Linked DNA regions of Homo sapiens: region 2 is linked to region 1. Evidence: read pairs that join two places in POLR2A ChIA-PET (ENCODE). Cell type or tissue: GM12878. All regions are shown on one strand. Links, peaks and the distances in the headings refer to the core of each region. The heading gives the core; the rest is flanking DNA. Region 1 overlaps LOC285762 (a long non-coding RNA gene). Region 2 overlaps LOC105377975 (a long non-coding RNA gene).

Region 1 (5,390 bases), core at 218-5,217:
TTTTCTGTAACTTTATCTCTATTTTGAATTCCCCCATTCTTCTGAGCAATGAACTTCAAGTTTCAGTCAATACAGGATCTGTCCCCTTGGGATACTGTCTATCCATGGCAGCATCAGTGAGATGCCCTCGGGCCCTGTGGTCTTTTCTCAGCAGTCCTCACAGGTCACTGTCACCCAGATGACAATCACATCCTCATTAGCCCGTCTCTTCAGGCCCACTCCTCTCCTCACTGCTTCGGTATCCTGCCAGGCACATAGAACTCATCTTGTAGGCAACTCTGCTGGGGGTTTAGAAGACTCTTTCTCCCTTGTTTTTGTTGTTTTCTGGGCTTTCTCATACTCCTACCATTCCCCTCCGCTCCATACATACATTCATTTTGTAGTCTCAGTCCCCATTTCCTTGCCTGGTATGGAGTTACAGAGATAACCAGGAAAGTCTTCTCAGCTACCATATTGAAATTAAATGTTTCTACATAGATATCTCCCCCTGGCCCATCCCCTCCACTCTTTCTTATCCTCTCTCCCTCTTTTCCATGCATTTGTTATTTCTCCTTTTACTCCTTCTTTATTCCCAGGCATTGCTTTTCCCATCGCCTTCTCTCCCTTGGTTTCTCCCCTTCTTTTTTCCTAATTTTTTTCTTCCTCAATTATTTCATTCTTCCTCAAAAGGCCATAATACACATCATTTAGTTACTTTTTTTTGTTAGATCAAAGAGTACATCTATTTTCCTCTTTTTGGGAAGAGCCAAGCAATTTAAAATTTCCAAATTTTCGCTCCCTAGAGGGAAAAAGGCCCAAAGTTTGTTTCAAATTGTTCTTTATGTGTTCAGGACCCCATGTTATTATTTTTAACCTATAGTCCAATGACTGCCTAAAGATAAATAGATTCCACATGAGACCTTTTGACATCCTGTTTTCTAAAGTACTGTCCCCAAGAAGGGCCAGTTCTCTCTGTTTTGTATTCAAATAAAAAATATACAATTTGAGTCTGTGGAAGAAAGTTCATATCAGTAAGATTTTGGGACGCTGGATGCTAGACCAGGCAAGGAGATGCACGGTCTCCTGCTCTTGCGTACTTCATGTCAGCCCATGACGGAGTGCACTGAGAGTGAAAGGGTGATGTCTACAGGAGGTGAAGGGTTTGCCCACACTGAGGCACATGCCTCTTTCTTTGGTCTCTTCCTTAGTGTCTGAGAGAAAGAACTTACAGCTCTCCAGGGAAGGCCAGGACATTGAGTTGGAGGACAATTGCCTTATGTGCATCTGTTTGGGGTTGTTTATTTTGCATGGGTATCTCCTAAAAAATAAGACAGGATTAGGATACTCTGGATCTGAGTTTCCCACCAAACACTATAACATCCAAATTAACATTTATTTTATGTAATAGTAGCTCCTTTATTAAGCACCACACTATGTGGTAAGTACTGTACACACTTATGTACGTCACTTCACTCATTTGTTTTTTCAGCAACCATATATCTAGGTAAGTATCATTATCATATTACAGATGGAGGAAAATGAGGCCTGAGGAGGTAAAATGTTGGTCAAAGTTAACAAATTGGTAAATGTTAGAGATGAGATGTTAACACCAAACCTCTTATTCTTCCTACTACACTATATTTATCATCTAAAAGTAACCTCTCATGCTCTTTCCATATCTGAAACAAAGAGATTTCATGACCTCTGTAAAGTCACAATTTTCACAGATTTCAAACAATATCTTCCTCAGGATCAAGCTTTTTTTTTTATTAGGGTTGGTTTTAAACTCCCAATCTGTGTTCTCTTCAAGGAAATTTTCTCAGTCATGCTTGGAAACCTGGCTTTCCACTACAATTACTTGTTTTAGGTGGCAAATGCTTTCTCTAGCTAAATCAGTCACTATAATAATATTCCCACAAGTATGCAAGGCTGAGCACAGTGTACTGCCTATGGTAGATAACTAAAATGTGTGAAGAAGTGAATTCCTTCTGAGAAGTTCAGAAAACATGAAGACTAACCAGCATGGATAAAATAGAGAGGAGATTGGTCTTTCCTAAGGAATAGGTTTGTGCCAGATAATATACGATCAAATTATGAAGGGCACTGAAAGCCAGGCAAGGAGTTTAAACTTGATGCCGCAGGCAAGAGGAAGCCAATAAAAGTATTTGATCCAAGGTGAGGCAATAATAAAAGCAATGTTTAAGAAAGAGTCACCTCACAGTGTGATGCAGAATGAACTGGTGCTAAAGAGAATGGAACCAGGTGCATCAGTGAACCATTGGTACAGAAATCCAAACATAAACTAATGAGGGCCTAGACAAGAACCAGAGAAACATGAATGATGTCTCACCACTGAACTAAGCTGCATTGCTTATGTTTCCTTAAGACAATTATCTATTTTAGTTACTGAGAGTTTAAGTGTGATGTGGTTGCTGATGTGTTAAATAATAATTTTAAAAAACCCTCTGATATGTCATACTTGGTAATCCCTTCTCAAGGCCTTGCAGTACTTGAACGCACTGGAGTCATTATCTACTTGACACTCTCACAATATATGTGTCTTTAGAAAAAGCTAATACTTGGGAGAAAAACCAAGTTTTCAAACAGTTGATTAACAGGTGCAGATGTGAGGCGGTAGCTGGCATCAGAAGGCCTGGGTTTCCATCCCAGTTCTACCAATTAGTAGCTGTGTGGCTTTAGGCAAGTCATTTCACCATACTGAGCTCCAATTTCCTCAGCTGTAAAATGAAGATTCCAAAACCTATCTACAGGATTACAGTCAAATTTAAATGAAAAAAAAATACATGAAAGTACTTCATAAATTTTACAGCGCAATATGAGTACAAGATTTTATTTTTGTGAGCAATTACACATAAGTTGAAACTAAAGCTCCCACTCATTCAAAATGAAACTTCATTAGAAATCTCTACAGTTATGTATTTCCTGTAGCTTTGGGTGGACCCAACAGCAGAAAACAAGAGCAAGTGGCAGGCAAGCAGGTGATGTCAGAAATACTGCCAAGTAGCAATAGGACCCACACAGTTTTGGCAACAGCTACGATGCATCACAGACAGATAACACACTAAGACGTGAAGAGATGTGATAGGTATCTGGGAGGTCAGGCATCCCCAGGGGCTGAAATCCTAGAGAGATGTGGGCACTTGAGTTCAGGCCAAGACTGTGGGCTCTGGAAAGAATGGCAAGAGTAAAGGCCAACTCTGATTCCAGAAAAACTTAGGAACAGAAAAACCAGGTCAGGAGTGTGGAACACGTGGAGACACAGGAACAAAAGGTGGTTAAATGTTACCAGAGGTAGGTGACAAGGAAAGAATTTGGCATAAGGAATAAGTCAATAATTTTGGTATAGAACCCAGATTTAAGGCTAAACCAGGCAGCCATAAGGCTAATACAATTCTGAGCTGCCTGAGCTACTGGCCTCAGGTTCCTAAAATTTCCCCTCTAATGGTAAGGTTGATTTTTTTAAAAACTTAAGTGCCGGAAGTTACATTTATACCTATTAAATTTCATCTTGTTTCATTTGGCCCATCAGTCCAGCCAGTCAGTATCTTTTTGAATCCTGACTCTGCTGTCCAGTAATTAGTTATTGCTCCCAGCTTCATGTCATCTTCAGATTTGAAGAGTGTACTTTCTGTGCTTTGCCACTGGTTGATTAAAAGTTCGACAGAACGTAGTGGCACATCCCTGAAAGTTTCTTCTAGGAGACAGCCAGCTTCAAAGCCACTTAATACACTCTCAGTGAGTTCTCATTTCCTCACCTTCCAAAACAAATATCAAAAGAGGTACTGTCAAGTGTCTTGCTAAAATCCTGAAACACTGAAAGCCATAGCACTGCTCTCCATTTTCCAGTCCCCAGTCTTCTCTCAGGCATTTGCAAATCCTCATCCCCTCTTTCCACCTCATCCCACTTCAGAACTAGTTCACTCTTTTTGCCAGGTCCACCTGTGTCATGAATCCCAGCACTTCCCATCCCCTCCAGGTCCTCTATGCATCACTTTTTCTTCTCCTTTATTTTCCACATCCTTCTTTCCACCAACTTCTTCTTTACCTTAGGAAAGTGGTTCTCAAACTTTAGCATGCATCAGAATCATCTGGAAAACTTGGTAAAATACAGACTGCTAGGACCCAAGAGTTTGCATTTCTAGTGTTTCTCAAAGTGTGGTCCTGAGACAAGAATCATACCTGGAACTGGTTAGACATGCACAATTATCAGGCCCCACTTCAGACCTACTGAATCAGAAATTCCAGAGCTAGGGCCCATCAGTCTGTGTTTCAACAGGTATTTATCTCCAGGTAATTCTCATACATGCTAAAGTTTGAGAACCACTGCTCTGCATATTGAGTACAAACAGAGATTTGCAACCAGAGAAATCTGAGTTTGGAGCCCTGCTTTGCCCCTTCCAATCTGTGTACTGAGGTCATATGACTTACCATCTCTAAGCCTCAATATTTTAATCTATAAACTGAGAATGATAGTACCTACCTCCACAGATGGTATGAAGATTAAATGGTATAATGTAGGTAAAATGCTCAGTACAATGCCTAAATATTCAATAAACAGAAGCTGTATTTGCATTATCTATTAGAAAATGACTACATCTGTATCATCATTTGAAAGAAAAAAATCTCTCCATCTACCTCATGCCCTACTCTAACCTTCATAACCAAGACCATAAAAATCTTCATTCACTCTCTCCAGATCTTGGTCCATTTATTTGGGGCTATAACAGAATACATGAGACTAGGTAATTTACATATTTTTAAAAAGAGGTTTATTTGGCTCATGATTCTGCAGGCTGGGAAGTCCAAGATGCATGGCATCAGCATCTGCTTGGCTTCTGGTGAGGGCTTCATGCTGTATCACATCATGGCAAAGAAGAGGAAGAGGAAATGGACACATGCAGAGAGCAAAACGTGAGAGGCAACTTCACTTTATAACAACCCACTCCTGCAGAAATTAATCCAGTCTCTCAAGAAAGACTTAATCTATCTCAACAACCTAATCATCTTTCAATGGCCCCACCTCCCAAAACCACCACATTGACAATTAAATTTAACCATGAGTTTTGGTGGGGACAAACCACATCCAAACCATGGCACTTTAGTTTCTCACATCCATCGCTCTTTAGGTTACTGCTATTGGCTGCTGTCCTCACCACTCCACTAAGCTGTCCTACCTAAGACCATCAATGATCTAATTCTGGAAGTAGTAGACTCTGCAGAATTCATCTTTCTAACCTCCATATCCTTTCCTTTGTGATGGTCTCACTTCCCTTGGTTTCCACCTGGCAGCCTTTCATGGTCCTTCTAACTTTCTGCTGATTCTGTCTCAGTCACAGTAACGGGCTCCTCTCCTGATACCTATATTTTGAGCCCTTTCCATAATTCACTCT
Region 2 (5,390 bases), core at 104-5,103, 120 kb before region 1:
AAATAAATATAGTATAAGACTACAGAAGAGAAAGCAATTAATCCTATGTGGAAAGATCATAATTATGCATAAAAATTTATGTGGGAGAAGACCGTGATGTATTCCCTAAACTTTCATGGCCTGATTTAGATGTCAAAACAACAAACTCTTTGTGTCCAGGACTCAGCTGAGATATTTCCTCCATAAATTTGATTTGGGTGGAAGGTGGCATTTTGGCTGGCTAAAATAAATGCAGACAGCTTCACACACCATTCTCCCTTTCCCATCAGGGAAGGACCTAGAAATGCATGGGAGCTTGGGTTTTGTAACTAGAGAATGGAGGAATGTGTTTGCCTTAGGGTAGAAGGGGCAGATGAGAGAAGGATGACCATCATAGTTTATTTACAACCTGTCTGGCCTGTGGACTGGTTTTAAATCGTATTTGGCAAAAAAAAAAAAAAACAAAAAAAATGGCCAGGTGCGGTTCCTCATGCCTGTGGTCCCAGCAGTTTGGGAGGCCAAGGCAGGCAGATCACTTGAAGTCAGCAGTTAAAGCCCAGCCTGGTAAAGATGGCAAAACCCTCTCTCTACTAAAAACACAAAAATTAGCTGCACATGGTGACGCACACCTGTAATCCCAGCCACTCAGGACGCAGAGGTTGCAGTGAGCCGAGATCACGTCACTGCACGCCAGCCTGGTGACAGGGCAGGATTCTGTTTATATATATATACACATACACACACACACATATATACACATATGTGTGTGTATATATATATACACAAACACACACACGTACATGCATATATATACATACATATATAAAATATATACCTACATATATATATGTATATATTTCACACCCTCAGACCCTCAGAACTGTTTTTCCTGATACGTACTGTGATTCTGGGCAAATCATAATAGGGAAACCCTAATAATATCTTTCAAGAGTAGTAATGGACACAAGCAAAATGCTTTAACCCTGAAGTTTAAAAAAAAAAAGTCTGACATTTTTAAGAATGCCCTTCTGCACCTCTGTACATAGAACCCAGGAGTTGCTGGGTGCTAACCTTGCACAGAACACTGGAAGCTGTAGGCACACCTTGAATATGGATAGTGATTTTTTCGAGGAGGAAGGAAACAGCAGCCGGTCTTGACTCAGCGAATGCTACAGTGCTAGAGAAGGTTAACCTGGATGCCACAATGGGGCTCCAGGTGACTCAGTAACAGTTCCATGAGAAACCCTGTTCTGGGAATTGCTGGGAAATTCCCATGATGCTGGTCAGCCTGACCTCTGACTCAGGCAGACCTGTTTCAAATCTCACTTCTTGTACCAATTAGCTAAAACCTTCTGGTCTCAGCTAATTTAAATTTCCTAAGTCTCCATTCCTCAACTATAAAATGAGGATAACAACCTCCACCTTGTAAGACTATTGTCAAAATTAAATGAGACATACTTAAATAATACATAGATAATTTCTGATTAGAAAAAAGGACTCATTGAGGGATAATGTTTTATTATTGAAATTATTGTTTTATAAGCATGCTAACAGCCATTAACAATACAATAATTGCATTTGCTCATGCTGACATTTTTAACTTAAGGAGCACAAGCTTTCAGAGCTGAGAGTTAACCTTTCAATTACCTCATGTGATCTTTTCTTTTACAAATTAAGAAAACGTGGTCCAGAACTGTTTAAAACTCCCCAAAGTAAGTCCTACAGGCATGTGGTGGAAGACTCAGAGCTAGAACTCAAGGAGTCTGTTGTTCTTTCTATTCTCAGTTTTGAACCTCTTATTCTAAAAGATAAGTCAGCTTTTAATGTATCTTTTTCACACTTAGAAACCAGGAATTTTGTGAATAAAATAAATCTAGGACCCCACGTGGCTCAGGCTTAACTCAAAGTCACATTCAAAGCAGCACAGCACAGCAACGAAAAGTAATTTTGAAATAATCACAGTCTTTCCTTGCATATCAAATAAAATTTGAGACTTAATTTACAACCCACAGCAATGTTATAAAAATCATTTTTTTCTCTTCCATTCTCTTGCACTGCAATTATTCTCTATTGCCTCATCCACCAATCCAGAAAAATTTTTAATGTTATTACCAAGATTTTCCAGCACTCTGCCCTTCTGTGTTTTACCTCTCCATCTCACTTCCTCATTTTCCCTAATTCACTGCGCATCACTTCCAGAACAGGAAGAGACCAAGATGATTTCAGCTCCCACCCACTCTCCACCTGCCAGCTGCTGCAGGGCCGCTAGATGTGCCCTTTACTTTGTGCTCTTCCGATACATCATCCCTTCTCACTTCCCCTTAGTATCACTCCTATCTCATGAGACATTCTTGTGAGGACTTTCTGGAGAATTCTTCACCTCATTACAATTTCAAATTTTAACTGTTACATAAAACTAGAAGTTTCACCTATGTATCTAAAAAAAAACCACTTCAAATTTAGTAGCTAGAAAACCAAACATTTTGTGCTGTCTTTGAGAGTGTAGCAATAGAGTGCAATTACCCACATACCATTCATGAAAGAAAATCTCTGAAAGGGTAGCCCTCTTCACACAAATGTACTGCTTTGAAAGAAATCCACAAGGACTTTTGAGGCAGGAAGGCAACCACTTAGGTAAATGGATCAAATTGTAAATTAATGGGTTTAGCACTGCTGCAGCTACATCATTCCAACATCTTGGTCCTTATGTTATTTATAGTACTCTAAAAATGATACATACCACAATTTTATATGTACACATCAATATAAAAAAGTATAATAGTAATTCACAATAGATAAAGCAATGATAAGAAATCAAATATATTCAGATACAAATAAAATTATCTGAGGAAGCATTTTGTCTTTTAGTCCAAATCTAACTTAAGTTTATTTCATTGCCAGGCAGCTAGAGGATAAGATACAGAGAAACAGGTGAAGGATCTATCCTATAGACTCTTTGGTGGTACTCTTTTTATTTGGATATATAGATATTCATGTCTATTATTGAGTCTATAATTCTAGGTTTGGGTTAGAGTTTTGTCTTCCACTTATACTCTCTCTTTAGGCCAAAATTCATGGTTTAAAACTTTTGGCCAGGTCCATGTGACTATCTAGCTTTCTTTTATCCTAACAAAGTTTTCAAAGTCCTATTTATATTTATTAAAAGATGAGAAATATTAGATAGGAAACTTTGTAAGGAGATTAATAAAGGATCTGCCTTATAAGTTTTACAAACAATGAAATGCAGCGTTTCTCCTTAAGAACACTTAAATACTGTTCCGTTTTTCAAGTAAATAAAAACACTGCTCATTAGTATTAAACTGAATAAGTTATAATGGCCAGTCTTACATACATTAACTTTTCAACACACCTACTGAAAATTACAAGCCTGATGAAAGAGTGGTGGTTTGAAAATTTGAATTTCCTGCAAATATTTTCCTCCACCTAAAATATTTATATTTAGATTTATACTAGCAATGCCCCAGATTACTTAGAAAAATCTATATGTTAGTTATTAACAATGTTCTTTTTACCTTACAAACAACCATTTTACTAAATGATAATAATGTCATTACTAAGTACCATAAGCACCTAATTACTAATACTCTGGATTCTAACTTCAAGGAAAAAATTATATCCTGGAGATATTTTACAGTCTCTAAAAGGAGGAAGAAAAACAGAATCAAAGCAAGGGAGGAAAAAAAGCCATGGGAGGAAAAAGAATAATAGAGAATGAAACTGATGTTAGGCCTTCTGACCTGCTAATGGATTCTTGAAGAAAGACTTTGAGGAGATTAATTTGAAAAGAACATGAAGTGGAGCTGTGAGCAGTTAATATGTTGGACACTCTCATTGTAGAGTAATAGGAGCTATTTTCTCAGTAAATGTGTTGCCAAAAGTCAAGAGTACTGATATATATATCCAACCATTCCCCATGAACAGTTCATAATTGTTCAAGAATAGACTCCCTCCTCCATGGCCTCTTCATTTATCCCCTCATTCTTCTGCCATTGTTCTGCTTCTTTATGAACACAGCTCATTGAAGCTTGAAGACAAAAAGGCCCTAATCATGACTAGCAATGGGATTATGAAGCCAAAGTGAGAAGGCAAAAAAAAAAAAAATGAAAGCCCATATCATCTGTCATGCTGACATCTTCATGTCCAGCTTCTTGATCATGGTGGGCAATATTTATAAGTACTGTTAATAGTATTTAACAGTCATCAAGTTACTGGTGTGAATTAATAGACATAGGAATTAAATGCTTGTGAGTTCTGGGATTCTTATTTTTGGTGGTTTCTTTTTTTATCTTACCCATGGATTAACTTTTAGTAAGGAAAAAAATGAATGGATAAAATACCTCTAATAAATCTGCATCCAGTTTGCAACCATGTAAGAATGATGCCAAAACACTTCTATTAATAAAAGCACAACAATTCCATTTTCTAAAGACAAAATTAAAATGAAGAAATGGAAGTGAAATTGTTGATAATAATGTTTACAATAATAATAAGATAAAAATCAGTAAATTCTCTAGTGTAATTTTAACCATAAATGAAGTTTACTATGTCCTCACTAAGGGTAATGGTGGAACAGCTTGTTATCAGAGTGATCCTCTTGCCCAGAAAATCATAAGCTATAAAAGAAGGACAAAGTACAACTGTGTAAAGGCAGCACATCAGCAGATTACAGTAGATTAATCTGCTGTAATTAAAGGCAGCAGCCAACAGCAGATTAAGACTGGAAGGGATTCAATTCTTGAGAGAAAGGGACAGGTTAGGTAAGATAATATTTGTTCAGCTTTTCCTAGGGGCATTTCCCAGCCCAAGACAGAAATATAAATAAAAAAATAAAGCTGCCCTGGGAAGTCAGAAGACACATTTAGGGGAAGATAGAGACTGGAAATTGAGGGACCCATGGCAGTGAATACCAAAAACCGTGTAGAAACTTCTCTCAAATACTTGGTTGACTCCAGAACACATGGTGAGACAAGACTCCAAAGAGCCCAGGGAGGTTATCAACAGCTGAGAGTTTTAAAAAGCTGAGCAGAAATTTCTGCAGCTTCCCACGAAAGAGAGAGATACACTTTAGAGTTCATATTTTGCCAAGTTAGAGTGACTTTCCATTGAAACAAAAATGAAGCATGTCTTAAGAATCAAGAGCAAATCAAATAAAGACCTATCTAACAATGCCTAAAACCAAGCTTCCACCATTCTTGATGAACTATATTAAATTTTTAAGGAAGAAACAACAAGAGCCTTACATAATTTCTAAAAAGAGAAGGAAAGGGAAGGGAAGAAATCAAATCATTTTGCGAGACTAGGCCAATCTTGATACAAAAATTGAAAAAAAAAAATCCATGAAAGTGTGAGGTTCATGTTAAGGGTTTGTTATTTATTTTGTTTTCTTTTGT

Evidence for each region. ChIA-PET counts read pairs that join two places held together with the same protein. Peaks named below come from ENCODE experiments on the same cell type or tissue, not always from the same donor. Only the 100,000 strongest peaks of a DNase experiment are listed, where the experiment ranks them.
Region 2: POLR2A ChIA-PET joins it to region 1 with 6 read pairs; 2 of 35 experiments call an interaction of 5 or more read pairs at or near these places.

What each region holds. Positions count from the first base shown.
Region 1 is chr6:119,460,798-119,466,187 of GRCh38, reverse strand. All of the region lies in intron 3 of LOC285762 (a long non-coding RNA gene), which reads left to right. Among named protein-coding and RNA genes, the nearest start is that of MAN1A1, 110 kb to the right of the region's middle. In GM12878, for the core only: no CTCF peak of the experiment used is centred there; DNase peaks (open chromatin) are centred at 2,617 and 2,967; H3K4me3 peaks cover 278 bases; H3K27ac peaks cover 2,364 bases.
Region 2 is chr6:119,583,539-119,588,928 of GRCh38, reverse strand. All of the region lies in intron 2 of LOC105377975 (a long non-coding RNA gene), which reads right to left. Among named protein-coding and RNA genes, the nearest start is that of MAN1A1, 240 kb to the right of the region's middle. In GM12878, for the core only: no CTCF peak of the experiment used is centred there; DNase peaks (open chromatin) are centred at 1,234 and 2,288.